Linked DNA regions of Homo sapiens: region 2 is linked to region 1. The links are chromatin loops, found by intact Hi-C in ENCODE. Cell type or tissue: IMR-90. All regions are shown on one strand. Links, peaks and the distances in the headings refer to the core of each region. The heading gives the core; the rest is flanking DNA. Region 1 overlaps RABGAP1 (RAB GTPase activating protein 1). Region 2 overlaps DENND1A (DENN domain containing 1A).

What was found. Peaks named below come from ENCODE experiments on the same cell type or tissue, not always from the same donor. Only the 100,000 strongest peaks of a DNase experiment are listed, where the experiment ranks them.
Region 2: a loop joins it to region 1, with 14 times the contacts of the local background. A loop is called at or near these places in 2 of 110 quality-filtered maps.

Annotation. Positions count from the first base shown.
Region 1 is chr9:123,075,137-123,091,462 of GRCh38, reverse strand. It overlaps RABGAP1 (RAB GTPase activating protein 1), which reads right to left. Exons shown (of 26, transcript NM_012197.4): 18 at 15,177-15,218; 19 at 14,701-14,829; 20 at 1,613-1,705; 21 at 1,078-1,188. Among named protein-coding and RNA genes, the nearest start is that of MIR600, 28 kb to the left of the region's middle. In IMR-90, for the core only: a CTCF peak has its summit at 9,439 (motif pointing left); no DNase peak of the experiment used is centred there.
Region 2 is chr9:123,378,187-123,394,512 of GRCh38, reverse strand. It overlaps DENND1A (DENN domain containing 1A), which reads left to right. Exons shown (of 24, transcript NM_001352964.2): 22 at 6,655-6,783; 23 at 10,600-10,858; 24 at 11,888-14,855. The coding sequence ends at 13,081. CRB2 (crumbs cell polarity complex component 2) reads right to left here. Exons shown (of 13, transcript NM_173689.7): 13 at 15,760-16,326. Among named protein-coding and RNA genes, the nearest start is that of MIR601, 16 kb to the left of the region's middle. RefSeq lists a silencer at 7,244-7,439 and enhancers at 8,793-8,862, 14,576-15,075, 15,076-15,577. In IMR-90, for the core only: a CTCF peak has its summit at 8,953 (motif pointing right); no DNase peak of the experiment used is centred there; H3K27me3 peaks cover 176 bases.

The DNA.
Region 1 (16,326 bases), core at 5,329-13,328:
TCTGTCTCACCTGTTAACCACTTTGAGAATCTGATGAAACCATAGTCTTTCTACCTAGGAGAACTAAATGAAAGCATAGCCTTTCAAGGAAATGCATGAGTACACAAAATTTTTGTAAGCTTCTGGTGGATGTCAAGGACATCCTGAAATTCATGGACCCTATTTCAGTGCATATAATGTAAGACCCCCGTAAAAATCCTCAACAGCCTGAGCCCATCCCTGGAACTTTAGGAAACCAATGAGTAGAAAGGTAATCCTAGGAGCCTAGCAGGGAAACCTAAAGGGTTGGCAAACTACAGTCCAAGGGCCAAATCCAGCCTGTCACTTGTTTTTGTAAATAAAGCTTTTAACTGGAACATAGCCATGCTCATTCATTTGCATATCATCTATGTCTGCTTTTGCTAAGTAGTAGCAATGTAGACTGTAGGGCCATAAGCCTCAAACACTTATTATCCATCCCTTTACAGAAAATGTTTGCCAACTTCTGACCTAAACCATGATCGAGAGATTATACCATTTCTTCTAAGGTTAGTCTGTAGTACAGAAAATAGAAAAGGGTTTCTGCCAGGAAAGACATCATTCCAAAATTGTTAAGATTAGGAGAAGCAAAGAAAAATGAAACATCTGTCAACAGAAACTCCTGATGAAACTGCAAGTTGCTGAGGTACTGAGCTGCATTCCAACTGGCAATGCTTTTTCAACAGTCACCAAATATGTAGGATAACAAAATCTCTTCCTGTCTGAGGAGGGAGGTTAACGTAATTATAATGATTAAATGCTCCTGCCAATTATAGTAATGTAAGAATTAACCACAAGGTCTCTTAATCAAATGATGTTTGGGAAAGAAGCTCAAGGATTATGTGCACAATGAGAAAAGAATGTGGTAAGGAGGGCTTTGTGAGACAACAGATAATTCCTGAAGGAAAGGAGGGAAGTGACACTGACAAGCAAGTTGTATCACAAGCGGGAAACTTTACAGGTGGCTAGAATAACAATCACTAAAATTCCAGGATTTCTCTTGAGGGGAAAAGTCAAGTGTCTCAGTGAGATCTTTCCCTTCAGACCCGTTGGACTTACGTTATCCAGGTCCTTCCGTAGTGCAATCTTGCTGGTCACCAGCTCATGGGCTAAGTCATCGTTTTCCTGTTCCAACCTCATGTTAGCTTCTTGTAGACGCCTATTCTCCCGCTGAAGGGTAGAAAGAAACCAGTTACAGACACATAAAAATCAGATGGAAATGAAAATTTCTCAGGGCTAAACCTCAAAATAAATTTCTAAGTCCTATGGAAACAATAAGAGAAATGGCTGGACCTGATGTGTTTCCAAATCAACAATTTCTTATTTTCTAGCTCCATAAAGAAATACTTAACTGATTCAAGTGACTTTGTCAAGCACCTACTATTTGTTAACTGTGACGAAAAGCCACTGAACTGTAACAAACCAGGCAGCTGGTTTGAAGCAAAAACAGATCTTGCTTGCTAATTTGCAAACTCAAACCTGAACCTACAGAGGAATTGAATTTTAAAAAGGACTCAATAAAGCTAGTTACAGGCGCAATCATATGAAATGAAAGCATGGGAGCTCCTCACACGTAGGCCATAAGCAAACAAACCTCAAATCGCTCGATGGGGTCTTCTTGCTGGGCCTGCTGTTCCCTCATGGTGTGATATTCTTTCTCGTATTTTTTCAACTTCTTCTGACTAATCTGTAGGATAAATCATAGGGTAAATTAAGAAGTATTAGAAAGTAGTGGGTGCTTCAGTGCCTGCACTGAAGACCAAGACTTCTGGTGGCCTGGGCAATCTCAGTCATTATGGATGTGGTATTTCCTATTTTTTTGGAGGGAAATCATCAGAGTAGGGTATAAGCCCAGGACCCCAAATTCTCAATGCGTTTAGAGTTCTGTTGGAGATGTTTGGGTCCTAAGGCTTTAACTGACAGTATTAGAATGAACACCCTACAGACGGCTCCTCCTACAAGTTCTGGGTCCTATTTGTCCCTAATAATAATGCCACCATTTTATTTAGCATATACCAGTGCTGCTGCTAAATCCTTTAAATCTGTGACCTCACAGCACCTCTACGAGGTGTGCTATTCTCATCCTCATCTTATAGGCAAGTTAACTGAGGTATAAGGAGGTTGGTTATGTAACTTGACCAAAGTCACACAATAAGGGACTGGGAGATCTGGGATTTGAGCCCTGGCAGTTGGACTCCATCCAAAGTCCTCACTATCCTAGCACCTCTCTATCCCCTCCCTTTCCTCTCTCCTACCTTCTTCTGTGCTGCTTTCAAACAGACAGTTATCTCTACCCTTAAAAACACAGCTGTGCTGACTACTCTGCTTAGATGCCCTCTCACCCCATCAGATTATTGTTCTCTTTCTCTCAAGCCTTTTCTTACCCACCATTGCAAACCACAGGCCTATATCTTCACCTCCATTGCTTCAAGACCTGCCCCTCCTTAATGTAAGTCAGGCCTCTGCTCTGACTACTCTATGAAAGAACCCTCTTGAAGGTCACCAGTGGTGTCTTTTTCCTCTGTCCAGTGGTCTTACATCTCCCCAACTAAACTTCAAAACTCCCTGACTTTCATGCTTTAACATGACCAATCTTCTCTGCTTTCTTCTAGAAAATCTTTTCTCCCTTTATTCTCTTGGCTTTCCTTCTAGGTAACAGGCTTTCCCCCTCTTTACTGGTTGGCTCTGTCTCCTTCTTCAAGCTAAACTATAACCAAGGGCAACATACCTTCAAGATGCAACTGGCTTTTTTTTCCTCTTTGAGACAGGATCTCTATCACCCAAGCTGGAGTGCAGTAGTGTGATCTCAGCTCACTGCAGCCTTGACATCCTGTGGCAAGTTGATCCTCCCGCCCCAGCCTCCCAAGGAGCTGGGACTACAGGCACACGACACCACACCTGGCTGATTTTTATTTTTTGTAGGGATGGAGTTTTGCTATGTTGCCCAGGCTGGGTGACTATCTTTCCTTCCTCTGAACAGCTAGCCATTCCCTATGGCATTGGCATTGTTTTAAATTACATGTTCAAAAGTTATGAGATATAATAGAAAAGTGATTAAAAAAAAAACAGATGTGTGCAATTTAAGGACTGATTATGGCTGGGTGCAGTGGCTCACACCTGTAATCTCAGCACTTTGGGAGGCCAAGGCAGAAGGATCACTTGAGGCCAGGAGTTTGAAACCAGCCTGGGCAACACAGCAAGACTCTCTCTACAAAAAAATATAAAAATTGGCCAGGTATGGTGGCATGTGCCTGTAGTCCCAGCTACTCTGGAGGCTGAGGTGGGAGGATCCCTTGAGCCAAGGAGGTTGAGAATGGAGTGAGCCAAGCCAAGACTGCACCACTGTGTCCCAATCTGGGTGACAAGAGAGAGACCCCATCTAAATAATTAAAAAAAAAAAAAGAATATGAAACTAATGGTAATCCCTTCCTGAAACTTCAGTAATCAGCACTAAAGTGCTGACGTGGAAATCTGCCTGTTAGTCCCCAGGTCCAGGTAACTAGGACTCTCAGATCTACTCCACTCTAACTTTCTTATTTTACAGATGAAGAAATAAGACCTAGAAAGGGAACAGGATAGGCCCACATTTGCTGCGTGTTGGTGTCAGTGTCTCCAGACGCTCTCAGTGGGAGAGTGTGTTCCTCTCCCATTGACTGTGGACACCTCCCCTAGTCAGGCTGTTTGCAGGTCTGCCTCAATCAGAGCTCTATTCCTGGAGTCTGGCTGCTGCCCAAGGTTAGACAGCCAGGAAGACAGCATTCTGCTCCAGCTGACCTCTACAGAAAGATGCTCACTCAACACCTGGGGTGAGGCCACAAACTGGAGCAGGACATCTTTAAGCTGAGATCTTCTGCAGTTTAGGCCCAATGCTAGGGTAAACTTTTATTGTGTACCTAAGTGACTCACAAAGAAAGCACCTAAGTAAAATGTCTATGCAATCAGTAAGTGTATAGACAATCCTAACAGATCAATAGTAGTGGAACAGAAAATAAATGCGGCTGCGAACAGCAAACACTTCATCCCAGTGCTTTTGCATTCTGAATAAATGAGAGGAAGGGCAGTGGTTATGAGGCTCCCATGGCACTTTATTAAAAAAAAACAAATTGACACCAAATCCTGTAAAACATTTTCACAAATCTTCAAGTTTCTTCAACTTTTCATTCTTTTGCTGGGGTAAGGAAGAATTAACATTTTTCCCCATAGATATATGTTGTAATAGGCTAATTACAAAACAATGTCTTCTATATTTCATTAACCCTTATTATAGCTGCCTCACCCTCATAGTAATAGGGTTGATTCTCCCTCAGTATCATATATAACAAGAGTTGGTGTGTGATAAGTACCTGGTAAATAATAGAACTTTTACACGGACCAACATCTCATTTGCTTCTTACATTCTCATGATAGGATATGGGTGTTTCTTTTCATTTTTCCCATGTCTTCCAAGTATTCTGCATTGAGTATGAATTATTTTTATAATTAGGAAAAACAGAATGCTGTTTAAGTATCATTTTCATAATTATACAGGGTTTCTCTAAGAGCTCTGCTTGTTTCTCTAGCTGATGGTCTTCATTTACTTCCGAATCAGTCCTCAGGGGTCACCTCTCAGGAACGGGTGTACACAAAGCTCTGCTGTCTTCACAGACTTTGCTGGTCCAGAGTCCTGACTTCTTCACCAGCTCAGTCTTTTCCCAGTCTTCACCCTCACCTCTTCTCAGTCTCTCTCTTTCTCCCTCCCACCCTCCCTTTCTCCCTTAAACACTCACCACAAACACAAAATCAATAAAAACACCATAGCTTCTCATGGGTTCACGGCTGATGCTGACTTTTGCAGCATGGGTGGCTGCATACCAAACCCAACTAGTTTAGGCTGCCTCTGAGGCACCAATTCCAAGATAAAGGCTGATGCCTGAAACCCGAATGGGGAACCAGAAGGTGCCAGCAGCAGCAGGGGCATTTTAAGCCTCCTTTTGAGGCCATATCTGGGAGAGGCCAGCACCTCCCAGCCTGCCTATGACATTATGAATGTCTTCTCCAGGCCAGAACTGTCTCTCACTCATTGTTGTCCCCTGTTCATGTATAGCGAGTACCCAGAAATGCTTGCTGAATTACTGAGAAAGGACTCTCTTTTCCTTGCATTGACTTTTCTTCTGAATGGAAATGGCAACCAAAGTGGACATGCAATGCAAGCATGCTCCTTCTGCCTGGACAACCTCATACCTGGCTCACTCCTATTCACCTCTGGGATTGCAGTTCCAACACCCCTTCTTTAGCAAACCCTTCCCTCATACTCTCGTCCTGTCAGGCCAGTTCTTTCAGTTATGTAACTATTCTCATAGCATCAAGTCAATTCATCCATGGCACCAATCCAAGCTCACGATTACTTAGGTTTCTACTTAATTGTCTGTCTTCCCACCAGGAGACAGGCCATATCTGTTATGCTTACTATTGTATCTCCAGTGCTCAATGCTTGGAAAGTAGTTGGGACTCATAAAAATAGGATGTTAAACAAATCAAAGCCAAAGGCTTCCTTTTTACCTTAATAAAGATGCAGCAGGGACATTTATTTAACCAATAGTTAAGCACTACTATGTGCAGTGGCATTAGCAATACAAAGATATATATAGGTGCCAACGTACAAACTCCATGAGGGCAGGAAGTCCTATTCATTGTGAAATTCCTAACGCGTTTCACACAATAAGAATGAAAACACTTAATGAACAGAGACTTAGAAGTCCAAGACTCATTTTTTTCTCTTACTTTTAACTTTTAATTGAATTCGGGAAGCAAGGGAAGCTATGGATTTAGACTCAGAGCTCTGAATCATACCCGCTGTTCACTGATTCCTATCAGAAGGCTTTGGAAATCACAGCTTCAAACAGAGGTATTTTTGCCCTCAAAGAAAATTAAATTTGAAATTCAATCCTTGTTCTGTTTAAATATACTTTGTTGGGGGAAAAGAAGCCTAACAAATACTTAGCATAAGATTGGGTTTGTTGGTAAAACCAACCTTATACCCCACTGTATTAGCACAGGGGTTCTTAACACCGTTAGAAATAGCACTACTTTGAAAGTCTCCTGAGAGCCATGGTTCCTCTCCAATAAAGAATGCACAGAAGCCAACTTCCCCTCTCCCTTCACAATCAAAACATTCTACATACCATTTCAGAGGGCTCATGGGCCCCCTGAGGCCTGTCCATTGTCCCAGGTTAAGAAACCTTAAATTAGAGAGAAGGAAGACTTGATACATGCCAGTTTGTTATTTTGATAGAAGCACAAATTCAGTCCAAAACATCTCTCCTTTGGTCACTCACTTGTCATTAATCTGTCACAGGAACTAGATAATGTGCTTTCTTAAAATCTATGCCACTTGCCTTGGGGAAGCTGGTCTCTGATCAGCCCCTGGAACAGACAGGGACGGCAAGGGCAACACACATGGAGAAAGAGTGAGAGTGGCTGCTCACCTGGGCAGGCGCGACGTGGTACAACCTGCCCACTAAGAGCTCGGGCTGTGCAGGTGGAACAGACCAAGGCTGGAGTCCTGGCTCTGCCAATGACTTACTGTGTGACCAAGGGCAAGCTGCCTAATCTTAAGCCTCTATTTCCTCATCTGTAAAAATCGTTAACAGTCCTTATGAAGACTACTGTTATGAAGATCAAAAAACATCAAATATATATAAAGTCCTCAGAAAAGTTCCTAGCACACAGTGAAGTATTTTCAATAAATTTTAGCTACTATTTGTCGTTATTACCTGGCATCCCGTCCTGAATCAAGAGACACAGCTACAACTCTGAACATGTGCTGCAAACAAAGAGCCATTTTAAACAAAGTCAATTTAACACAGAAAAGCATGAAACAGGCTACCCTCTGGAAGTGGAGCTGCTTTCAAAGTTTGGCTTAAAAAAGTGTTGCCAAAATCAGAATCTCTGCTGAGCTGGAGTCATAGGGAATCCAGTGAAGTGGGAGGTTGAACATTAGTAGCTCTGCATGGCGAGAGAGAAGCATGTTGTTGGGTGAGTGGGTAGACAGTGGGGGGTAAGAAAGAGTCTGGTACATTAAGGAGATCCTGACTCCAAAGTCTTCATTGCTTCATGTGGTAGGACTATCAGAAAGCTAAATAAAGAAATCTGACACAAGTCTATCTTCCTGTTTAATGCTCAGGACAGGGACTGATTTTTAGTTACTGATAAAAAGAACCTGAGATTTACTCAGGACTTTCAGGATAACAAGATGCCTACATATCTACTATTTTATTTACTTCTCAAAACAACTTATTGAGATGAGTAGAGCAGGGATTATCTCCCTCATTTTACTCTATCATAGATCATATCACAGGTGATACTTATCATATCACAGATGGCTCACATCATACCGTATCATAGATAGGTGACTTGTCCAAAGTTAAGGACCCAGTGTTAAGTGGCAATGCCAGCATAAGAATGCAAGTTTGGGGTGATTCCTGTTTCTTATTTATCTCTGTGGCCTGCTCAGTGCTGAACACATAAGAAAATCTACAAGCGTTTGTTGACTTGAACTGACTTAAGGAAAGTACTCTGGATGCCTGGGCAAAGGTCAAAACAGGGCAGGCCAGAAGAACACTCGTATTTGAGGGATGCAAGCAGCAGCCACTTTAAAGGCATCATCTTATTCTGTCACAACCCTGCGATGTTAACCTACCCTGGGGTCACACAGCAGAGGCGGAGCCAGGATAAAAGCCAAGGTCTGTGGGTCTCGAAGGTCTGCATTCTTCACCAATGGAAATAAACATTCTATTTAATTTCTGAGCCTTTTTATTTAATTTGTTCAAACAGTTAATACTCAAACTCCTTCAAAGATCACTAAGTACAATTAGGTATTCTGGTTCTACCACCAGAGTGTTTTTCTAAAATGGAAGAAGCAAATTAGTAGCAGAGAACCCAAACAGATAAGGACTAAGGGAGACCAGCTTATTAAAAGAAGGCAGTGCCCACTGCTACCCTTGCAACAACTGGCAAAATTTAGGGTTCATTACAGAGAGAGCATCCATTCAGAAGTTTCCTCATAAAATCTGATTCTAAAAGGTAGGAACAAGCAAAGAAATAAAACTACAGTCTGGTCTAGTTATAAAGAAAGCTGAACTTTGTGTAGTGTATAGAGAATAAGTTTCAACTCTGACACAGAGATTGAGATTACATTACTAACATCACTAAAAAGGGATAACACACAAATGGCTCCTGTCCCATTCATTCAATCCATCATTTACAGTAAAGCAGAATGCCCATAAGAATTGACTTCAGAGTCTGAAACTCTTGGGATCTAATCCCAACTCCATTAGTTACTAACTTTATATCCTTTGAGAGTTTACATCAATTCTCTATGTCTCAGTATGCACATCCCTAAAAGGCCCTCATATGGTCACTGTGAGGATTATTTCACTGTATGAGAGCACTGTGTATGATTCTGCGAATCCATCAACAAACAAGACGGATGAAGTCGCTGCCCTCAGAGAGCTTAAATCTAATACATACTAACTACACAAACAATTTGAACAGAGAATGAAGTTCAAACTAGTGTTGTTTTTAAGCTCTGGAATAAAAATATCCCCCAAGGGAAAATGCTGAAGAGTTTTCTGTTTCTCCAAATAGCAAATGGTTAAGAATTATATTAATTTGGAGACACTGCTATTTGGTTTTTGTACTAGTATCTTTTCTTACAAGTAGTTTGAAGTCTGGCACATCACGTTGTGTTTAAAATGACACGTTCTAATGAAGCAATGGTTCAGCAATTCCATTTCACCTTAAGCAGGATTCTATGGCAAAATGGCCAAGTCCTCAGGTCTGATCTAGGAAACTCACTGGGCCATCTCTTAGAGCATGATTCTTGGGTCTTCTAAACTAGCCTCATATGTCTCACTTGTTCTCAAAAATGCCTATACAGACATGAAGAAAGAGCTTCCCTTGCATATTTCTTGAATCAAAAATCTAAAAGACCTTTCAATATTCCCCTCTAAAGACTATGCAAGGTGCAGTTGTATGAAAGGGCTGTGGGGCTCCCAGGTCCATAAATGATCTTCTAGAATAATCTATTTAGAATGGAATTCCTTTTAGATCCTCTATCAGAAGTGGAACAATTTTTCTATCTCAGGTCACTGACCCATAAAGCGGGAGAAGTTCAATGGATAGCTAAATGAGTTCTAAGGTACACTGTTAAATTTTAGTTTAGGAGCAGGGGATCTAAACTCCTCAAGAAATAAGTAAAACATTTCAGTTCCATAATAAGTTCACTTTAAGGAGAAAGAGGGAGAATAGGAGAAGTAAAAGGCCTGAAAAAGACAAAAGTAGAGAGGCAAGTAAGGACTGAGACAGACAAAGATTTATAAAGAAAAAAAAAAAAATTTCCAAGGGCACCGAGAAGAAGATAGACATTTTTGAGCAACACACCCATCTTGTGGCCATTTCAGATACTGCCACACCAAATTTAATTCTTGAACCTTTGCAATGGTAAGAGACAGTGGAATGCGTTGGAAAGCATTGGGAACATAAGAGTCAGAGGCCTCAGTTCTACTAGGGTGGTCTGTCACTATACAGCTGGTATGACTTGGGTAAGTCACTTGATGTGCCCTATTGTATCTCACAGGGTATTGTGAGGAAGAAATAAGATGCTTTTAAGAACTATATCAATACTACAAATTACAACAATATCATAATATTAAAACACAACAATGGTCGGCGCAGTGGCGCACACCTGTAATCCCAGCACTTTGGGAGGGAGAGGTGGGTTGATCACTTGAGTCCAGGAGTTCGAGACCAGCCTGGGCAACACAAAGAGACCTTGTCTCTACACAAAATAAAAAAAAAAAATTAGCCAGGAAATGGTGGTGCATGCCTGTACTCGCAGCTACTTGAGAGGCTGACATGGGAGGATCGTTTGAGTCTGGGAGGTTGAGGCTGCAGTGAGCCATGACTGTGCCACTACATTCCAGCCAGGGTGACAGAGCAAGACCCTTCTCAAAAGACCAAATATCACAACAATGACAACAAAAGTAGCTATCTTTTTCCTAGACTGGCATGTGAGGCAAAATATTTCCAATTCTCACCTTGATTATCAGGAAGTACAGTTAACCCTTGAACAACACGAGTTAGGGGCACTGACGCCCTGCGCACCTGAAAATCCACGTGTAACTTCTGACTCCCCCAGAATTTACTTACTAATGGCTTACTATTTACCAGAAGCCATAATGAAAACATAAAGTCAATTAATACATATTTTGTACATTATAGGTATTATGTACTGAATTCCTACAATATAACAAGCTAGAGAAAATATTAAGAAAATCGTAAGGAAGAGAAAATATATTTACTATTCACTAAGTGGAAGTGGATCATCATAAAGGTCTTCATCCTGGTTGTCCTCATGATGGGTAGGCTGAGGAGGAGGAGGAAGAGGGGTTGGTCTTTCTGTCTCAAAGGTAGCAGAGGCAGAAGTGGAGGAGGCAGAGGTAGAAGGGGAGACAGGAGGCATAGTTGGTATAACTTTTATTGAAAAAAATCCACGTATAAGTGGACCCATGCGGTTCATACCATGTTGTTCAAAGGTCAACTGTACAACTGAGTAAACCAAGCCACAATTTACAAACATTTAAAAAATAATGGAAAGAGATTTCAGTGAGTTGCAGAGCAAAAGTTACCTTTGTAAATTCCACATGAAAAAGTTCAAAAGCTTGTTTCCAAACAAGCTTTTGGAACCACATATCATGAACCGCCCTTTCGAGGTCTAATGGACTCAAACCACAGATCCTCATGTGTACTCATACCTCACGCAAGCCACAGAATGCAGGGCTCAGGATGCACTTGCCAATGACTTCCTAATTTTGAACTGGCAAGTTACCACTGAATTATCACTTTGCCCATAACAGGTTCAACTATTGTGTGTATCTCTCTTAAAATTTTTTGGTATTAAGTATAGCTGCCAGAAGACAACAAATCATCACTAACTAAACTGTACATACCATAGCTCACCTTCTGGCAGAAAAATCCCATTCTCTTATGTTCTGGTGAATCTGTACTCTTTTCAGGCTATGAGCCGATTTCAAGAAAAACTACTATCTCACCTGAAATCATGTGCAAATAGGGGGAAACATCCAAAGTGTACCCCAAACATGCAAAGTTCTCCAGGTCTAGAAGGAATTATATATCTAAGCACAAAATATATGTGCTGTGCAGACACACTGAAGGCAGCCTTGTCAGACTTAACTCATTGAAGGCATAGGCAAGAAAAAAAAAGACATTAGATACCTCCTATCTGGACTTTCCCCACCTTTCCATATATGGAAATAAAGGATCCATATATTATTAAAGTGTTTCAAGCTAATGGGAATCCAAAAGGTAAAACTTCTGGCTGGAAACTATTAAGCTTTGCCCAAATCCATGTTAACTCTTCTTTGTAAAACACATGGTAGACACTCAACAGTGTATTTATTCATTCACTTATTCAATCGATATTTATAAGCGAGATCCTGTTCCTGGTACTGTGGATTCAGCAGTAAGCCAAAGAGATTGTCTCTTCTGCTGCACAGCCTCCATTCCAGTAGGGAAAAATAAGATAGGATAAGGACGTAATGGCATAAAGGTTGGGGGAGCTGCTACTTTAGATACTGCAATTTGAGAAGCTGTGGATATATGAGCCGAAGACTGGATGAGGGGACAGTGAAGCCATGCAGACATTCAGGAGAACATTACAAGCAGAGAGACTGACCAGTGCAAAGGTCTGAGAACAGCAAGGAGGCCAGCGTGTCTGAATTGGAAGGAGAAGGGGGAAACGTAGTAGGAGAAAGAATCAGAGTTTAAGGAAAAACTCTAAAATCCAATGAATCTTTATGTATAAAACCGTTCACATCACAACAACAAAAATTTAAACAAGAGTGGCGGGCCGGGTGTGGTGGCTCACACCTGTAATCCCAGCACTCTGGGAGGCTGAGGGGGGTGGACCACTTGAGGTCAGGAAGTTGAGACCAGCCTGGCCAACATGGCGAAACGCTGTCTCTACCAAAAATACAAAAAAGTGGCTGGGCATGGTGGTGCACCTGTAATCTCAGTTACTTGGGAGGTTGAAACAGGAGAATTACTTGAACCCGGGAGGCGGAGGTTGCAGTGAGCTGAGATTGCGCCACTGCACTCCGGCCTGGGTGACAAAGCGAGACCCTGTCTCAAAAAAAAAAAAAAAAAACAAAACAAAACAAAAAAACAAAAAAACAAACAACAACAACAAAAGCAAACAAATTTAAAAAAGAAACAAACAAGGGGGCACAGTTAAATAAACTGTAGCACAGTGAGGCAAATTCAAGCAGAGGAATTATATAACCATTTACAACTGATTATTTACACACAATATCTCAGTGAGGAAAATCCGTATAATTGCATGAAACAGGAAGAAAAATGATACTGACTGTATGAACTCAATTATTTAAGAATGCATAAAAAACATTTGGAAAGAAAAGGAGCAAAATTGAATGCAGGATGCCTCTGGATGGTGGAAACGTGAGTTTTCAGCAAAGGAGACATGCGATAGAGAAGAGCCAGGGAGGGAGCCACTGTGGAAACAGGAAAGGATGATGATGGTTAGATTAGGATGTTAATAATGAAGGTGGCGGTGATCAGAGTCAGGATATATTCTGACGACGAGCATAGATGTGGAGTGTGAGAAAGAGAGGAGTCAAGAGGACAGCAAGGTTTTTGGCCTGAGCAACCAGGTACCCCTAATTGAGATGGGGACACTGAGAAAGGGGATTTTGGAGGCAAAGAAATCATGAACAAAAAAGAGGCAGCATCCTCTTGTGTGCTGAACCAGGCTGAGGTGGGAAGAGTGACTCAAAGAATCTCAGAACTCACTTGGTTCTATCTATGCTTTGTGCAAACCTATTTTCTTTGAAAATATTACTGTAAAATGTTTGTTATCTACTTAACGATCAGGGAGGAAATAATTATAGTCGTAGCCATCATTTCTTGGACCCTTACTAACTACCAGGCACTATGTTAAACACTGTACATACGATATCGTCGCTAATCCCCACATATAAAAGCACTTAACCATAGTACCAAGCACATGGTAAACTATCATTAACTGTTAGCCGTAATACCTATGAAGTATGTAACATTTTAAATAGAATGTAAACTCTGATGATTATTTTAATTACCAGAAGTTCTATTTCCTTTTTTTTTTCTAATCCACTATTCATTTTATATTATGATTTCTACTGTTTCTCAGGCTAATAGGTAGTTTTTGTATTCCTCCTTTAACAGATAGGGGAGCCATTCAGAGGTCTTAACTTTATGCAAAGGCCTCACTTTTTCAGCTGCCTCCTAAAGGCCCAAAATCATATCCACTATGTCTGTGTGAGCATTAAACCCCTAATAGCTACACATAGTTCCATACTCCCCTGAGATGTGTTATATCAGTTTACACACACTAGTTGAGCTACTTTGTTTTAAATACCTGTGCATTTCTATTTCAAGTTCTTCCAGGCATTTAAACATTTCTTGGGGTATATTTTATTTAGCCTCTCTATGTGTTAAAAGAAGGGTAATCTGAGTTAGCTCAGTCTGACACATAACCAGAATGAGAAGTAAAATATTATTTTACAAAAGCAGAAACTGAGCCCTAAATAAGTGAGTCCAGGGAGGTTGAGGCTACAGTGAGCTGTGACTGCACCACTGCACTCCAGCCTGGGTAACAAGAGTGAGACCCTGTCTCAAAAAAAGCCCCACAGAAAATAAATACAATACAATACAATACAATACAATACAATACAATACAATACAATACAATACAATACAATACAATACAATACAATACAATGTTATGATAACATGAACACAAGAAGATCCTATACCTTTTTACTTTTAAAAAAATTGTGCGAATCACAAATGCCACTTGAAGTGATAAAACTGAGTTTTCTTCATGTATTATTAGCTTTGTTTTAGGGAACTTCTGACCAGAACAAATGTTGAAAGTTAAGGCCAGGCGTGGTGGCTCACTCCTGTAATTCCAGCACTTTAGGAGGCCAATGTGGGAGGATCACTTGAGCCTAGGAGTTTGAGACTAGCCTTGGCAACATAGTGAGAACCCAAATCTACAAAAAAAAGTTAAAAATTAGCTGGGTGTAGTGGCACATACCTGTAGTCCCAGCTACTCAGGAGGCTGAGGTGAGAGGACCGCTTGAGCCTGGGAGGTCCAGGCTGCAATGAGCTATGATTGTGCCACTGCACTCTAGCCTTGTCTCAAAAAAAAGAAAAAAAAAAAAACAAAAACAAAAAACCAGCACAGTAGAAGAAATCATGAAACCTGAAACCTGAATTCTGCCACTAACCAGGTGTACAACTAGGGAACTACAACCTCTTTTTGTTTTGATTTGTCTCAAAACAGGGATATTAATACTCTTCTATAGTTTGGCGGTTGGGGGGACAACGAGATTTCATTCGTAGGATTATAATATATAGGAAAGTATTTTGGGGAAAAAAAGGTTAAGAGTTATATAATACAGAAGAAAACATCATTAATATTATTTATATATTATAAATGTTAACACTAATATGTATTATAAATGTTATAAATATAATACATAAATAATTATGTATTATAAATGATCAGGAATAGTGAGACACTAAGTGAAAAACAGAATCTTAACTAATGCAAAATTATTTTACCTTCATGTTGCAGGCTAATTCCATTAGTTTTTTTGCATTTTCTTCTGAGCGGTATCTCTTAGGAAGCTGAACCCTAAAGAACTTCAAGGCACCTTCAAAGTCTGTCAACAGCAGGTCATCTTTCGAAGTCTTGAAGAAAATACAAACACATATAGAAAAAATGTGTTGCTATAAGGATGCACAAGAAGTTTTTTATATTCTCAGCACTTTTCAGCACTTTTACAATCCCCAGAAGATACTTCTTAGCTTTTGTCAGAGCCACCTGCATACATCCACTGTTAGGGGTAATGCTAGATTTCCAGCACTTTTATAATCCCCAGAAGATATTTCTTCGCTTTTGTCAGAGCCACCTGCATACATCCACTGTCATGGGTAATGCTAGTGCACAGTGACTGCTCAGAATGAGACTACAACCAATGTATTGCAAGTGCAGAGCAGGGAATGACAGATAACTCAGCTAATAAATAAATGAGTACCTTTAATAATCCAAGGGCGACATTAAAAATAACACTTATTCCCTGAAAGAGAACAGACAAAAAGAACACTGTCAGTTTTTATATCTCGACTATTATGCTATTTGTCCTTATACCCCACATTTTTAAAGAAATTGTGAAAACTTAAGGAAGGAAATGCATTATCTCAGAACTACCTTGAAAAATAAAAACTAAAGGGCCATTGAAAAGCTGCTTAAAGACCTAGCTTCCCCTTTTTCTGAGAGAAGAGCTTTTCTTGCCCTGTTCTCATATTCAATAATAAGAAATGCTTTTCCAAAGCATTCCATGCTTCCAAACCAAAAGATCAGTCATAAAGTTGTGATCTCTCAGGAAATAACTCCTGGGGAACTTTTCCTTTATCTTGTGCTGTCCCAATCCATGCACAGCAACCACTCTGTCGATAAGCCCTATATTCCAGAACTGAATCTGCTCAAGGCTCCCTCCATTCTGCAAATCCTGGGGCTAAGAACAAAGGAGAGGAAGCACTAACATCTGTTGATCAAGTTAAACTGCTTAAGCTGCTGGGCCTCAGTTTCCATAACTAATACTCTCCTATGGGTTTTCTGAGATAATTAGCTGAAAAGTTTATGTAAATTACTTAGCATGCCACCTGGCCTTTAGTAGCTACTTAACAGATGGTTGTTTATACTACTAAAAAGCTAGAAACAATTTAAAGGTTTGTGATTAGAAATTGGTTACATAAAGTATAGCACATCCAAATAATGGGATACTTGGCAGCAACTAAGAAAAACGGCATATTTGGTAATATTTATTTCTTCTGTTTCTTAGAATATTTCAAGCTGAGTGGTAGATACAAATTCTTTATGAATTTTTGTATGTTTTGAATATAGCATAATTAAAAAGGATAGTACAGATGTGTATGTTCAAGTATATGAAATTTAAAAAGAGGATACCAAAGAGTATAAATAACAATCATATTTTTAAATATACACATAGGAGAACCATAATATATATAGTGTTCCATCCATATGGAAACCATACTATTCTGTATAGTAATTATACATACACATATATGAACACATAAAAAAGGCTGAAAGGATACTGCTTTTAACCAAACTGTTAAAGGAGGTAACCTATAGACAGTGGGATTTGTAGTATTTTAAATTATTTT
Region 2 (16,326 bases), core at 4,139-12,138, 300 kb before region 1:
CAGCCAGGCATGCTTCCTGCTTGACTGCAGCCACCCCAAGGCCTTGCACCACCCCCAGACTTGCACGTCACCTCTCATCCTTGCGCTGGCTCCAGGCCCTCCACGACCTGGTCCCTGCCAACCTCCAGCCTCTTCTCTTGAACTCCCCACCCGGACATGGAGTTCCCTGTGCCTGCCCCTCTCGGAGATGCCTCCAGGTCATTATGATCCTCTCCCATGCTCAGGATTAAAAGTCCAGCTCTGGCCAGGCGCTTTGGGAGGCCGAGGCGGATGGATTGCCTAAGTTTAGGAGTTCAAGACCAGCCTAGGCAACATGGTGAAACCCCATCTCTACTAAAATAAAAAATAAAAAAAATAGCCAGGCATGGTAGCACATGCCTATAGTCCCAGCTACTCTGGAGGCTGAGGCAGGAGAATCGCTTGAACACATGAGGCGGAGGTTGCAGTGAGCCGAGATTGTGCCACTGCACTCCAGCCTGGGCAACAGAGTGAGACTCCGTCTCAAAAAAAAAAAAAGTCTGGCTCCCACATCACCTCCCAAATGGAGCCTTGTCCAAGAGCCCTTGAGCCAGGCACGCCCCCACCATTGTCCTCCGGCAAAGCAAGTCCCCAGTGGGGCGGGAAGGACCTGGTATCTCACACTCACCCATCTCTCCCACCTCCCCTAAACCAGTTCACTGGACAGGCAGAACAGGCAGAGCATGCTGGTGATCGTGACTTGTGGCAACAAGAATTCTTATCGTCGTTGCTTTTAAGTAGATATTCACCTGCAACTGAGTTTACAGGTTCCTATGTACAGTAGCTTCCTCTGTCTCCATTGCTTCCTCCCTGAGAACAGTCCTAGCCCTTATCCTGGGTCGCACAGAGAACAGCTCCAGTCTAATTCCAGAGTTTCTTCTATGGGGCGTGTGCCACTGTGTACCCCCAGAGACCCTGCAGTCTTGGTTCAGAGCCACCTTCTTTTTTTTTTTTTTATTTTTTTAAGATGCGGTCTAGCTGTGTTGCCCAGGCTGGCCTGGAACTCCTGGGCTGAAGCAATCCTCCCACCTCAGCCTCTTGAGTAGCTGGAACTTCAGAGATTCCTTTGCTGTGGAATCTCTGGCAGGAGACGGGGGTTCCCAGATGATTCTGATGTGCTGACATACATTCAGCTGAGGACCACTAACCATGCCTGGAAAGTTCTGGGAAGGCAGGGACTGCCTTACTCATCCTTGAACACCTAGGAAAGACCCTGCACAGGATACAGATGCCCAGAATCTACTTGTTGGCAGGTGAATGTGGCATGTGGACAGTAGTGGATTAGTCACTGTGTGCTCAGCACCATGCAAAGCCCTTTACGAATACGTGCATTTAAGTTTTCCCATAAGACTCTCAGGAGGGCTACAGAATCTCCATTTTACAGATAAGAAAATAAGGTTGCAAAGATGTGGAACCAGCCCAAAGGCCCATCAATCAGCAAGTGGATAAAGAAACTGTGGTATATCTATGATGGAATACTACTCAGTCATAAAAAGGAATGAATTAATGGCATCCACAGCAACCTGGATGGGATTGGAGACTCTTATTCTCAGTGAAGTAACTCAGGAATGGAAAACCAAACATCATATGTTCTCACTCATAAGTGGGAACTAAGCTTTGAGGATGCAAAGGCGTAAGAATGACATAAGGGACTCTGGGGCCTCGGCAGGGAAAGGGTAGGAAGGGGGTGAGGGATAAAAGATTACAAATTGGGTTCAGTGTACACTGCTCGGGCGATGGGTGCACCAAAATCTCACAAATCACAGCTGAAGAAATTACTCATGTATCCGAATACCACCTGTTCCCCAAAAACCTATGGAAATAGAAAATTAAACAAGAAAGTTAGGTTCAGGGAGATGAAGTGACTTTTCCAAGGTAGCCTGACTAGGAAGGGGAGGGTAGTGGATGGTTAGACAGACTGGCACCCACCGGACAGGCAGGACCTAGCCTCACCCTGGGGGCTGTCCCTGCTCGTCAGCACCTGCCCACTGGAGCCACGTGACAGAGGGACACAGCGTAGCCAAGACATTTACAAAGCGAGGATCCTTTGTGCCTGAGTGAAGTGATCCTTTCAAAAATGATCACCAGCTCCCCTTCACCACCTCCGGAGACCAAGTCCTGGCTGATTTTTCCCCGTCTTTATCTCAAGTACATTTAAATGTCAATTAAATTTGAAATATCTACATTTGTCAGCATTTCATTTTGGGCCAGCGTGACGTGCTGCTGATTTGTCCACGCGATGTGACACATGAAAAAAACTCCCGAGATGCAGATCTTCCTCATTAAAAAATAAGCCGGTGCGATCCCGGCGCGGCAGAGAGCATGGAGCACGTCCCTGCTTCCTGACGCCGTGTCTCTGACATGGTATTTAAAAAGGAACAGCCTCGCCTGTCACCACTGTCACACGCGCGCGCTAACCGGCGACACGTTAAACCAAACATTAGAAGGGGTTCGGGAAGTCATCTGCATGGGAACTCCACGCGGAGACAAGGTGGGCAGAGGCGGGAGCAGCCGTGGGGGATGATGGGGTCTGATCCATGACGGACGGCCAGCCTTTCTTCTGCACCAAGACTCTGGCAGCCCTCGCTGGGCAGCCAAGTTTGCCGCAACCTGCCTTTTCACAGACAGCTCTTTGTGTGTAATAAAATCCAGGCAAGTGGTGGGTGGCAGACCGCAGGGGAGTAGCTGAATTGGGTTAATGAGGGAAAAGGTGCTTTTTTTTTTTTTTTTTTTCATATTCTGCCTTAAGCTAATAAAAAGTTTAAGCCTGGACGTTTTCGATGGTTCATCCTTTATCTCTGACAAATATCTGACTGTATGTTTCATGGGAGAACATGGGCAGCTGAATTTAAGTAAGTTTATTTTGAAACCTCACCTTTCATTAAAAGTAAAAGAGGAAACACCCTATCTCTTATTTCGTTGTTTCTGACCCAGAAAACTGAAGAGGCAAGATCCCGTAGTGGTTGAAAGTTGGCAAATCCACATTCAGTTCCTAGCTCTACCTTTAGCTGCTGTGTGACCCTGGGCAAGTGACTCCCCCTCTCTGAGCCTTGGCTACTTTGTCTGCAAAATGGGGTTGCAGTAAAGAATTCATGAGAAATTGTATGGACAGCATTTCGCCCAAGGCTTGTAAGTATCGCCATCCATGTGGCCTGGACTCGACAAAGCTCTGATCTGACCACATCAGATGACAAACTTCTCACCTGGATGTACCCTGCCACTTTCAAGAGACAGGTGGTGTATTCTGGAGACAGCTAGGCCTCCTGTGGAAATCACTGCCCAACCAGCCTGGCTCAGCCAGTACATCCAACTGGAGAAGGAAAGTGGCTCCTGAACTGGAAACTGCGGTTCCCTCTCTTCCCCCGCCCACCACAGTCACACCAGTGTGGAAGCCCCCAGCCCCCTCCACCATCACAGCAGTGTGGGCAGCGCTGGATTGTGACAGTGGCCTGAACTGCGGCAGTTGGATTTAGCAAAGCCAGGGCACAGCCCAGCGCAGAGGTTCCTCGCTCCTGGGTGAAGCCGGAAATTCCTGGCAGGTTCAGTGGCGTTGCACCAACGTGTCAAGCTGTGATCTGTGCTCTCTTGTCAGAGCCAGAGGTGGGGGCCCGTGCTTGGATAGGTGTCGGAAAGGCAACCAAGGTGGACGTGAGGGCGACTGGAGAGCCTCCCTCCATTTGGCCCGAGCCGGGGCTGGTGTCCCCTCGTGTGCATCTACTCCGAGCCCCGCTCACAGGAGAGGGTGAGGCCCCTGGGGGTGGACCATCCGGGCTGCAGTCCCTGTTCTCCACTTCTTGGCCACGTGGTCACCTCTTCACCAGTGATGCCCCAGTGCACAGCTAGCCTGGGTCTGCTCACACCAAGTAGGCTCAAAGCGCCTCTTGGTTGGGTGCACAGATGGACAGATGGATGGGTGGACTCATGAAGCCCTCACCCTCTAGAAAATCAGTATTGCGACACCTTCTTGTTAGGCTCTTGTGAGGGGTAGAAGTGGCCTCTATAAAGCACGGTACCTGCTTGTTGATATCATTTTAAACACTTTCTGCCTGCCCCTACCTACCTGACACCCTCACCTTCAAACATCGTCCCATTCTTCACATCTTAGCATCTCAGAACAGATGGGAGCCCAGAGGGGGAGCACTTTTGTACCACAGCCACAGTCTGGGGAAAGGGGACAGTGTGGTGCAGCTCCAGGAAGATGGTAAAGTGGGGGTTCCCCCAGCAGGCTGGCTTTCATTCATTCGCAAACTTCCACAGCATTCATGCTGTACCCCAGCTGGGGAGAAAGAGAAGAACAAGGCAGGCCCTGCCCTTGAGGAACTTGACTCAGAAACAGAGTGACAAGAGGTTAAATGGTATCTATGAAGTGCGAAGAGGCACAGCCAGGGAGCTCTCCTAGCCTCCAGTGGGCTTCGTAGAAGTCCCGCTGAGCTGAGTCTTCAAGACGGCAGAGCAGTCAGTGCTCCAAGCAAAGGTGACAGGGAGGGGGAATATCCAGGGCCCAGTGTGGTCAAAGACGGTAAGCATGGCCGCAGGGGAGGCCAGGAGAGGGCCACAGAGGTAGGTAGAGCCAACACACAGCATGGAGACTGCCCTGCTCGGAGCTCGGCACGGCCGCTCAGCAGTGCATCCCACGAGCTCCCCAGAGTGCAGCAGAAGCCCACGGCCTGCGCACCCTCTGCCCCTCACCTGCTCAGGAGAGCAGTCAGTGCTGCAGAGTGAGAGTGGGCTCCCCCTCACTTTGAAACAAGTCCCTGCAAATGTCTGAACATTATTATTCCTAACCCTTTGCTCCACAGATTTATTTACTCACCATACCACCAACTGCAGCAAGATCACAATTCAGAATGGCAGATTTATAGGTTTTAGCAGGAGAGTGACAAGTGTGGGTTTGTGATTGAAAGAGACTCTGGTGGCTGTATGGAGGGTAGCCTTTCTGCTCTGTCTTCTTTGCTGTGGAAGTGGCAGGAGCCAGGTGGTGCCCTGGCCCCGAGATTCCTGCAAGTCAGGTCTTCCTGACCTGTCCACTGAGGCGGGAAAATGCCCCCTGGACCAGAGCCCCCTCGAGTCCAGGAAGGGCTGAGTTGTGTCTTGCCCCGACAGCCAGCAAGGCAGCCTGGGAGCAGAGAAAAGCCCAGCACTGGGACTCGCTGCCTCCTGTTGTGTAACCCTGGGCTACTGGCTTCCCCTCCTGAGCCTCAACCTCCACTGCAGTTCGAGGACAAAACTCTTTGCCTGGCCAGCCTCTGGGAGGAAGTGAGCGTTCTGATGTGCAAGTGCTGGGATGGGCACCAGCCCTGGCGGATTGCAGCAAAGTGCAGGCACAGGCCACCTGCCCCGTCCCCCTGCGCAGCCACTGTCTCTCACTCACCCTCCAGCTGTGGTTCTCATGTCCTTTTTTTGGACACGTTGCCCTTTCCTGAAATAAACCCTCAAAAGAATTCTAGCATACAGAGCAGAGAAGGGAGACGGCTTTAGCTGGGGGCTGGGGGGTGAGGGGAGAGGAGGTAGCCCATGCCAGCCCCCGTGCCCCACATTCTCCCCAGACTTCACTCGCCTCAGAGCAAGCCAGCCCACAGAATGGGGCAGGGGTGTGGAACACCCCGGGTCTGCTCACACCAAGCAGGCTCAAAGTGCCTCTTGGTGGGGTGCACAGAGACACCTACTCCCCAGCACAAGGGCCGGGATTTGAACCCAGATCTGCCTGGTCCAGCTCGCCCCTGCTGAGCACATGGCCTCTGGTGGGCCCTGGTCAGTATATAATTCATGGGAGCCGGGCGTGGAGTTTCTCCAGGCTGTGTATGTGTTGGTGTTTATAGAGGTAGAGCTCACAGGTGGCTGACAAGGGAGATGCATTTTTTATAACAATGAATATTTAATTTCCACATCACAGATGAAAAAGACTCTCTGAAGAGGCATCTGAGGGAAGCTCCAGAGAGCAGCCGCTAATCAGAAAAGGGCCTTCTCGCGAGAGCTCTTCCGCACGGCTCACTTTTTTCTTGAACTTTTTTATTTTTTATTTCTTCCTGCTTATTGGAATAGATATGCTCATTGTAGAAAATGTATAAGACACAGAAAAATAAAAAGCAGCAGAGGGGAAAGAAATCACCCATGATTCCACTGGCTGTTATTGACGTTTAGCCATGAACCTTTCCAGTCTTTTTTCTATGAATTTTTCCATAAGCAGATGACAGCGAATGTGGTGTGATTGCAGTTCTGCATCCTGATCTTTAAATTTGTCTTCATAAACATTACGTTTCATGGGAGGACAAGATTCAGCCACTGCACCAGCTAGTTGTTGCTGACAGTGTAGGTTGTTCCATGTTTTAATATTATAAACAGCAGTGATGACAATCTTCCAGTGTGATTCTTTGCCAACTTTGAGGGTTAACCAAATGGAAGTGGAATTACTAGGTCCTATGTGATGGATCATGAGTTTAAGGCTCTGGACACGTGGCAAATTTAGTTTCTTTTCTATCTGGAACGAGCTTCCTCTCCTGAGAGCCCCCACCCCAGGCTGGCACACAGAGGCAGGGCCAGGCGTGGAGCCCAGAGGCCTGCTTCCCGCCTGCACGTGAAGTTCTGAGGGCGCCCCTAACTGCCTGTTCTCTTCTCTTTTGTCTTCCTCTGCCCCAGCCTGGTAAAGCCCTTGCGACACTATGCGGTCTTCCTCTCCGAAGACTCCTCTGATGATGAATGCCAGCGGGAAGAGGGCCCGAGCTCTGGCTTCACCGAGAGCTTTTTCTTCTCCGCTCCCTTTGAATGGTCTCTCCTTCCTTCTTCCATTTCCCTGAGCTCGGCTTGGTGACTCTGCGGGGCTGCATGGCGAAAGCGGGGGGCTGGTGCTGCTTGCCTTTGTGTCGGGGGGAGGGTGTCTGGAGCTGCTGCCTGCCGGTGCCCCAGTGCCAACATGCAGGGTGGACACCACCTCTGCGTGCCACCTCTCAGGGCATCCGTTTTGCCAGCTCCACAGAGGCTGTGACAATAGAGAGGTGACAGGGTGATACGCGAGCATTGGTCCCCTTAGAGATGAAATGTGCTTGATTGCTAGTGGAACTGGTGACTACAATTAGCCTGGTTGTTGATCTCCAAGTCCTTCTTTATCTCAGCACATCTTGGAAAGCCATGGAGATGGGAATCAGAGTTTAAGTTAAAAAAGAAAACGTTCCTCATATGAAATGTGTATATTAAATGCCAGCCTATCCAAGTGTTCTGATCTGCCTGACTTTTTAAAGATAATTTAATCATTATTATTTATAGCCTAAGCCTCATACCAATTACAAGTAGCGATTTTTAAAAGTTTCACCCACCATCCAGCCACCCCTAAGATTAAGCTGCTGTCGCCCTCCTTCCTTTACCCGTTCTTGCCCCTCCACCCACAAGTGTTTCAGAGCTGGCATTGAGCAGAGAGACAGCTTTTGTCTGTCTGCCCTTGTTAACACGGTTATGTGTTTTTAATGGGAGCCTTTAAGGGAATGGAAACTGCCCTTTGCGGGATGCCCGTGGTGCCCACAGCAACCTTCCAGGGGGCACGTTAATCGTTTTGGTCATTGCACAGAAGAGAGATGCCTTTCCCTCCCTCTCCCTCATGTCCCCTGCACCCTCTCCCTGTTCCCAAACCCCAGCATCAGGTCCCTCCCCCTGGGATGGCCTGTGGGTTCCTCTGGGGACCTTATAAACCCCAGGCTGCTTGGCCCTCTGTCATTGACCCCACAGGGTCAGAGGGTCCTGATCCTTTCCTGCCAGCAGGTCACTGGGGACCCAGACAAGTCACTCCCCTCCCAGTGTCCTCACTTAGAAAGTAGTGGCCTTGCCAAGCGCAGTGGCTCACACCTGTAATCCCAGCACTTTGGGAGGCCAAAGCGGGCGGATCACTTGAAGCCAGGAGTTCGAGACCAGCCTGGCCAACATGGTGAAACCCCATCATTACTTAAAAACTACAAAAATTAGCTGGGCATGGTGGCTCACACCTGTAATCCCAGCTACTCAGGAGGCTGAGGCACGAGAATCACTTGAACCCGGGAGGCGGAGGTTGCAGTGAGCCGAGATCACACTGCTGTACTCCAACCTGGGTGACAGAACGAGACTCTGCCTTTAAAAAAAAAAAAAAAAAGAAAGAAAAGAAAGTAGTGGCCTAAGCTGGTGTCATCCAAGCATCACACGTCACTTTTGCTGTATGTCAAATCTTTGTTTCGATTTTTTTTCAAAAGATTTTAAAATTAGCCTTCTCCTAAGCAATAATATCTATGATGTCATAGGCGTAATGTATTAGTTATTATTTCTGTTGCTAATTAGAACAAAAAGAGAACCTTTAGCATAAGAAATGTTCATCTATGTGTCAATTTAAAACACCTTTTGGGAAAAGGCACCCTGCTCCCAGCCAGGAGTCCACCAGGTCATGTCCAAGGCCCAGCTCCATCATATCGTCTCTGAACTAACTGGCGCCTTAATTATTTAAATAACGGCGAGGGCTCGCTTCCTTAGCCCATGACCTTAGAAGTCAGTACAGGCCTTTGTGTGTGTGTTTGAAAAGAAACTAGCCCATCCTAACTCAAAATGGGCTCAAAAGAACACTATTTCCTGAAGTTCCAGAAGCACACTGACTGACTTTAACCCTTTCATTGTGCTCATCTTTATTAAAGGGTCTCTAATTCCTTGGTCAGGGTGAGTGAGGGACGTTTGAAGCCTCTCAAGCTTGGCTTCCATTTCCACCTCTTGCGGGTGCTGTGTGACATAGGTGAGTTATTTAACATCTCTGAGCTTCATTCCTCATCCATAAGGTGGGGGTGTAAGTCCGACTTCCTGGCCTGCTTGCATTGCTTCAGCGAGAGAGTACATGATGGAGTCCCTGCCCATCACTGGGACTGTTTGATGAGCCCTCCCATGTCCCCCACCCTGGTGCCTTCACTGTGATCCTACCCTTGACCGCCAGGTGGTGCCCTTCCCCCACTTTACCAGTGCCACGGGCACCATCTCCGCCTGACGTAGGGCCACCACCAGCCCCAGACTTGGGGTTAGAAGAGGTGAGATGTGGCCAGGCGCAATGGCTCACACCTGTAATCTCAGCACTTTGGGAGGCTGAGGCGGGCAGATCACGAGGTCAGGAGTTCGAGACCAGCCTGGCCAACATAGTGAAACCCCGTCTCTACTAAAAATACAAAAAATTAGCCAGGCAAAAGGCAGGAGCCTGTAATTCCAGCTACTCAGGAGGCTAAGGCAAGAGAATTGCTTGAACCTGGGAGGCAGAGGTTGCAGTGAGCCGAGACTGCGCCATTGCACTCCAGCCTGGGAGACAAGAGTGAAACTCCGTCTGAAAAATAAAAATATAAAAAAGGCTAGATGCACTTCCCACTGGGGCTCCACTAGAGGTAAGGGTTGACCCAGGCGCTGCCTCTCCATCTACCCAGTGGTGCCCTGGGACTCAGGTCCATGGGAAGGGAAGGCAAGTGGAACCCTTTGTTAACTATACTTGGATCAGCTGCAAAGTAGTGGTGTGGGGTTTTTTGTTTGTTTTTTTGTTTTGTTTTGTTTTTTGCTTTTTTGTTTTGAGACAGGGTCTCGCTCTGTCGCCTAGGCTGGAGTGCAGTGTTGTGATCTTGGCTCACTGCAACCTCCACCTCCCAGGTTCAAGCAATTCCCATGCCTCAGCCACCCGAGTAGCTGAGACTACAGGCACGCACCACCACACCCCGCAAATTTTTGTGTTTTTAATAGAGACAGGGTTTCACCATGTTGGTCAGGCTGGTCTCGAACTCCTGAACTCAAGTGATCCGCCCGCCTCGGCCTCCCAAAGTGCTGGGATTACAGGCGTGAGCCACCGTGCCCAGCCAATGACTGCAAGGTTTTGAATGTGTAAAAGTACAGAAAGCTGCTAGCAGAAGAGCCTGTGTGACAGCCGTGCTCACTGGTGGGCGATGGATGCTGTAACCAACCCGTGCGTGTCTGCTGTGTGCCGGGCACCGCATTTGCTCATGTAACCACCACCACCACCTGAGCACCTGAGGCTCAGAGAGTTAAGTGACCTGCCAAAGGTCCCACAGCAAGAAATAGCATGACCAGAGGTGGAACCAAGGTTAGCAGGGCAAGCTTAGGCCCAGACAGCTCCCCTGGAGAGCTTCCCCAGCCCAGTTCCCCATGGGCTGTTCACAGAACCTGACTGTGGCTGTGCCTAGGCCACCAAACAAACAGCAGAGCAGGGCGGGAGCAAGAGGAGCATGACTGCTGGCCTGTGAGCCCCCTTCCAGTCCTGTCTGTTCCTCACACCTTGTCTGAATGGCTCACAAGCCCAGTAGCCAGTTTTATGAAAGGACCTGTAGTTTGGGGGGCACTAAATGGGTCCCCTGAGTGCAAGTGAGAGCCAAAGCGAGTTGCCCTGGTTCACAGCCCCAGGCCCATCGGCATGCCCAGCTTGCACCCTCGCAGCCTCCCAGACTCCTGCCCTCACGGAGACCCCGGGACACTCTCCTGTCCCGCAGGCCCCTGCGTGCACCCCTCAAGCCCTCAATGTGCTTGGGCTGGAGTCCGCTTGCTCCTCCCCTGAAGGCCTGGGTGGGAGAGTGCAGCCTGCTCTGTCCCCGACAGGCCGCAGCCGTATCGGACACTCAGGGAGTCAGACAGCGCGGAAGGCGACGAGGCAGAGAGTCCAGAGCAGCAAGTGCGGAAGTCCACAGGCCCTGTCCCAGCTCCCCCTGACCGGGCTGCCAGCATCGACCTTCTGGAAGACGTCTTCAGCAACCTGGACATGGAGGCCGCACTGCAGCCACTGGGCCAGGCCAAGAGCTTAGAGGACCTTCGTGCCCCCAAAGACCTGAGGGAGCAGCCAGGGACCTTTGACTATCAGGTATGGCATGGGCAAGGGAGGGTATCGGCCGGGGGCCGGCACTGTCCGCACACGAGGTGGGATCCCCATGTGACAGTGGAAGAGACTAAGGGAGAAACAGTGACTTTCCAAGACCCTCAGCCAATGCTCAGGGTCAGTGTGACTGTAAACACCTCCCAGGGTGCCGGGGCCCACACCACCCTAACAGTGACGGTAGGAGAAGATGCTAGAGCCCGATGGAAACTTGCCCCACTCTGTGTGTGCATCAGACGGGGGGGCGGGTGCTGCCAGCCACTCTCCTCGCACCCCCAGGCAGGGCTGCAGCCCCTGCTGGAACCGGGATTGCGTCCATCCCTGCCAGGGCTCCTTGGCAGAGCCTGTGGATGCAAGTTCTTGGCTCTGCATTATGAATGCAAATCAGTGTGTAATTCCCACTGTGACGTCTAATCCATCACATCCCCGCTCGGTGCCTCAGTTTCCTCACTTGCAAGTGGGGTCTTCTGACTTTGCATCACTGGGTCACACCGTGGGGTTCACAGAGCTCCAGTCATTCATGAGTGTTCCCTGCTGGGAACGAGGACCTGGGCCAGGAGAAAGGGACTGGCACCCGGGCCGTGTGGCTTGCAAGTGGCAGAGCCAGGACTCCAACTTGGCCTCCTCCTTCCTCCCCAGCCAAGGTGCCTCCTACCAGGCCCTGAGTCTCACTCGCGCCCCCGGGCTTACAGGTGATTGCGGGTGCCTGCGATCTAAAAAGTAAAAAGGGCCAGCCGGTAGCTGGAGTCACTTTCCTAAAACTCCTTGGCAACCGCCACTGGCATAAAGGGACGAGAGCTTTGTCTTGAGTTCCCGGAGCACAGGCTTGGAGTCCCAGCACACGTGGGTCCTCTGCTGGTAACCTGGGGGAGCCCTCAGCTGTTCCAAGTCCGAGGAGCTGATCAGCCACACAACTAGGCCCAGCACACATTCAGCACACAGAAGTGGTGTGGGAATGGGCACACATATGTCCCAACTCAGCCCGTGGTCACTGCCGCCCTCCTTCCCTCCCAACAGAGGCTGGATCTGGGCGGGAGTGAGAGGAGCCGCGGGGTGACAGTGGCCTTGAAGCTTACCCACCCGTACAACAAGCTCTGGAGCCTGGGCCAGGACGACATGGCCATCCCCAGCAAGCCCCCAGCTGCCTCCCCTGAGAAGCCCTCAGCCCTGCTCGGAAACTCCCTGGCCCTGCCTCGAAGGCCCCAGAACCGGGACAGCATCCTGAACCCCAGTGACAAGGAGGAGGTGCCCACCCCTACTCTGGGCAGCATCACCATCCCCCGGCCCCAAGGCAGGAAGACCCCAGAGCTGGGCATCGTGCCTCCACCGCCCATTCCCCGCCCGGCCAAGCTCCAGGCTGCCGGCGCCGCACTTGGTGACGTCTCAGAGCGGCTGCAGACGGATCGGGACAGGCGAGCTGCCCTGAGTCCAGGGCTCCTGCCTGGTGTTGTCCCCCAAGGCCCCACTGAACTGCTCCAGCCGCTCAGCCCTGGCCCCGGGGCTGCAGGCACGAGCAGTGACGCCCTGCTCGCCCTCCTGGACCCGCTCAGCACAGCCTGGTCAGGCAGCACCCTCCCGTCACGCCCCGCCACCCCGAATGTAGCCACCCCATTCACCCCCCAATTCAGCTTCCCCCCTGCAGGGACACCCACCCCATTCCCACAGCCACCACTCAACCCCTTTGTCCCATCCATGCCAGCAGCCCCACCCACCCTGCCCCTGGTCTCCACACCAGCCGGGCCTTTCGGGGCCCCTCCAGCTTCCCTGGGGCCGGCTTTTGCGTCCGGCCTCCTGCTGTCCAGTGCTGGCTTCTGTGCCCCTCACAGGTCTCAGCCCAACCTCTCCGCCCTCTCCATGCCCAACCTCTTTGGCCAGATGCCCATGGGCACCCACACGAGCCCCCTACAGCCGCTGGGTCCCCCAGCAGTTGCCCCGTCGAGGATCCGAACGTTGCCCCTGGCCCGCTCAAGTGCCAGGGCTGCTGAGACCAAGCAGGGGCTGGCCCTGAGGCCTGGAGACCCCCCGCTTCTGCCTCCCAGGCCCCCTCAAGGCCTGGAGCCAACACTGCAGCCCTCTGCTCCTCAACAGGCCAGAGACCCCTTTGAGGATTTGTTACAGAAAACCAAGCAAGACGTGAGCCCGAGTCCGGCCCTGGCCCCGGCCCCAGACTCGGTGGAGCAGCTCAGGAAGCAGTGGGAGACCTTCGAGTGAGCCGGGCCCTGAGGGTGGGGGATGCACCGAGGCCCGAGGGTCCGTCCACTGCTGCGGTTCCGAGGCTCCCCCGCCACTCTCTCTCTGCCCAGGTTCTGCTGGTGGGAAGGGATGGGACCCCTCTCTGCTGCCCCCTCCTCCCCTCCACACTGCCCATCTCTGATGTCTGGCCCTGGGGAATGGCACCAGTTCCAGCCTGGGAATCAACCCAGTTCCTGAGTGCCCATCCCACCCCGCGGTTGCCTCTCCTCGGCACCCTTGATTGGGTTTTGCACTAAAGAGGTCAGCTGGGCCAATGATATTGCTCCAGACCGAGTCCTACCCACCTTCCCCCGGAAGTGTCCCAAGAGGCTCCGAAGGCCTCCCCTCCGAGCCCAGCTCTCCTGTCTCCTCCACAGCCAGGCCCTGCACGCCCACCTCCTCGGACACAGGTGACAGGGTTACCCTCCAGTTTGAGCTCATCTGCACGAGACACAGGTAGCTTGGGGTTGAAGTTAGGACTCCTCCTGGGCTGGAGGATTTACCTGGTGGGGCACTTCCAGACTGTTTCTAGCAATATACACACACGTTCTTTCCTGTGTCTTCACCCCAAAACTTCAGTTGATTCTGACCTGGGAGGATCTGGGGACCAGGGGGTCTTGGGCTGCCTTGTGATACACAGCCCCAGCCACCCTGCACGGGGGCTGCGAGCACCAGCAACTTTGATTTATAGAAGGAAAATGGAAACCCCCATCTGAGTATTTTGGGAGGAGCCCCCAGCCCTCATCCAGCTCTGGCACGCTGATACCTCCAGGTACTCCCCTCACTGTCAAAGCTGGGGCTCAGCCTCTTGTCATCTGGAGCTTTGTGGGCAAAGCTGAGAAGCTGCAACCCAGATTTCAACCCAAAAAGGTCAAGCTGAATGCCTCAGACTGATGTGGAAGGCAGCTGGCCTTCCTGGGTTGGAACGAGGCAGTGGCCCTGAGCCCCTTCTCCAGGGCCAGGTAGAAAGGACAAACTTGGTCTCTGCCTCGGGGAAGCAGGAGGAGGGCTAGAAGCCAGTCCCTCCCCACCTGCCCAGAGCTCCAGGCCAGCACAGAAATTCCTGAGGCCAACGTCACCAAAGTTAGATTGAATGTTTATTATCTTTCTTTTTCCTTTTTACCTTATTGATTTGATGAATCTTGAAATGGATTCATTTCCATAAACCAAGTTAAAGTATGGCCCGACCATTTAAGAAAACAACCATCTGAGACACGCAGGAAATTGTGAGCATTTCGACCCGAGCTCTCATTTCCTATTTGTGAAGGGTCAGACACAGTCTACCCAGGGGTGTCTGGGGGACAAGGGGGTCTCTGGAGATGTCACCCAGGGAGCCCCCTCTATGTCTGAGAGGCTGCCACTGCTGCACATGCTCAGTGAGGCTTGGCGGCCATCCTGGCACATGGCTCTTCCTGGGTCAACCGTGACCTGTCTGGCTCAGGAATGGGCTCTGGCTGCTGGGGGAGCCGTGTCACTCCTGGGCCATGGGGGCACCTCCTGGGCACTTAGGTGTTTCAGCATAGATTCCAGTTTCGCACCCTGGGCAGACCCCCAGGCCCCATCCGGGATAGGGCAGAGGAGGTGCTGGCGGCCCCAGGGAAGGAGGGTGTGTACCCCAAGGCCCCCTGGCTGTGCTGAGGGGCTGGGGTGAGCGCTCCATGTTCACATGAGCACTGCTGCCTCTTCACTTGTGGGACTTTTTGCAAACCCAAGGATGAACTTTGTGTGCATTCAATAAAATCATCTTGGGGAAGAGGCTGGCATCCCCGTGTCCTTGAAGCTTTTGGGTCGGGGAGGCCCCACACGGGCCCGGAGCCATCCTCACCACCTGCTCCTGTAGAGGCAGGGGCCAGGCGCAGAGCAGTTAGGGAAGGAGTCAACTCCCCGCACCCTCCCAAGCCGGTGCCCACTCAGGGCTCTAAGCCAGCTCATGCTCTGCCCCTCACAGACCAGGCACGGGGTTGGGCTGGCAACAGGCCTGCTCAGCCCTGCGGGGGCCATGGGGCAGACTGCAGGCCTCCAACGACGTTGAGGGCACCCAGGAGCCAGGAAAGAGTTCAAGGGGACACCTGGCAAGTCGCCCCCACAGGTCTCTCATTAGCAAGAACAGAGCCTGGGACTCTGCCTCTGTTGGACGCTGGTGTTTGCGGGGAGGCGGGCGGGGGAATGCAGACCAATCGACCACCCCATAGTGAGCGTGGAACATGCCCAGTCACACCACCCACCCCCTCCGACTCGCCCATCATCTGACCATGCCCCCACTTGCAGGACTGACTGACTGACAGGCTGAAAACGACAGGCACGCGGGCCGGGCGCGGTGGCTCACACCTGTCATCCCACACCTATAATCCCAACATTTTGGGAGGCCGGGGCAGGTGGATCACGAGGTCGGTCAGGAGTTCAAGACCAGCCTGGCCAAGATGGTGAAGCCCCGTCTCTACTAAAAGCAGGCACCTGTAATCCCAGCTACTCCAGAGGCTGAGGCAGGGAATTGCTTGAACCTGGGAGGCGGAGGTTGCAGTGAGCCGAGATCTCGCCACTGCACTCCAGCCTGGGTGACAGAACTAGACTCCATCTCAAAAAAAAAAAAAAAAAAAAAAAAAAACAAAAAACAGGCACCCGAACCCACAGGAGCCAGGAAGAGGACAGGGGACAGCCAGCTTTCATCTGCATGTTAGGTTCCACATAAAATATCCTAGGAGTTACAGCTGACACAGGTTTTCCAAATCTCTAACTTAGTAAACTGACCCTGGAACCAGCCGCCTCCTCCCCACGCTCCCAAGGGTTGTAGAGAAAGTTCAGGGAAAGGTGGTCCCACCTCCTACAGGATAAGGACCAAGCAAGCCCCTGAGCCTGGTGTTCAGGGCCCTCTCTATCCCAGCGTCTGCTGACTTCCCAGTCCCATGTCCCAGTCCCCCACGTTGTCACGTGGCTCCCCACATTGGACTGGACACCCATGCCTCTGGGACCCGCCAAAACCAAAAGGAAAAGCTGACTGTCGACCCAAAAGTGTAAACGGATCTACTGGCCTGGGAAGCAGGAAGGATGAAAGGGCACATCTCCAGGTCCATGAAGCTGGAAGGAGGCCAGGCCCTCAGGCAGGTGCCCTTCAGGGATGGGAGGTCACAGTGTGATGGGCATCGCCGGGGAAGGGGCTGGGAGCAAGCAGCAGAGTCTCCTCTGAGTCGGCCTCTGCAGGCCCAGCCCCGACTCAGAGGCAGCGC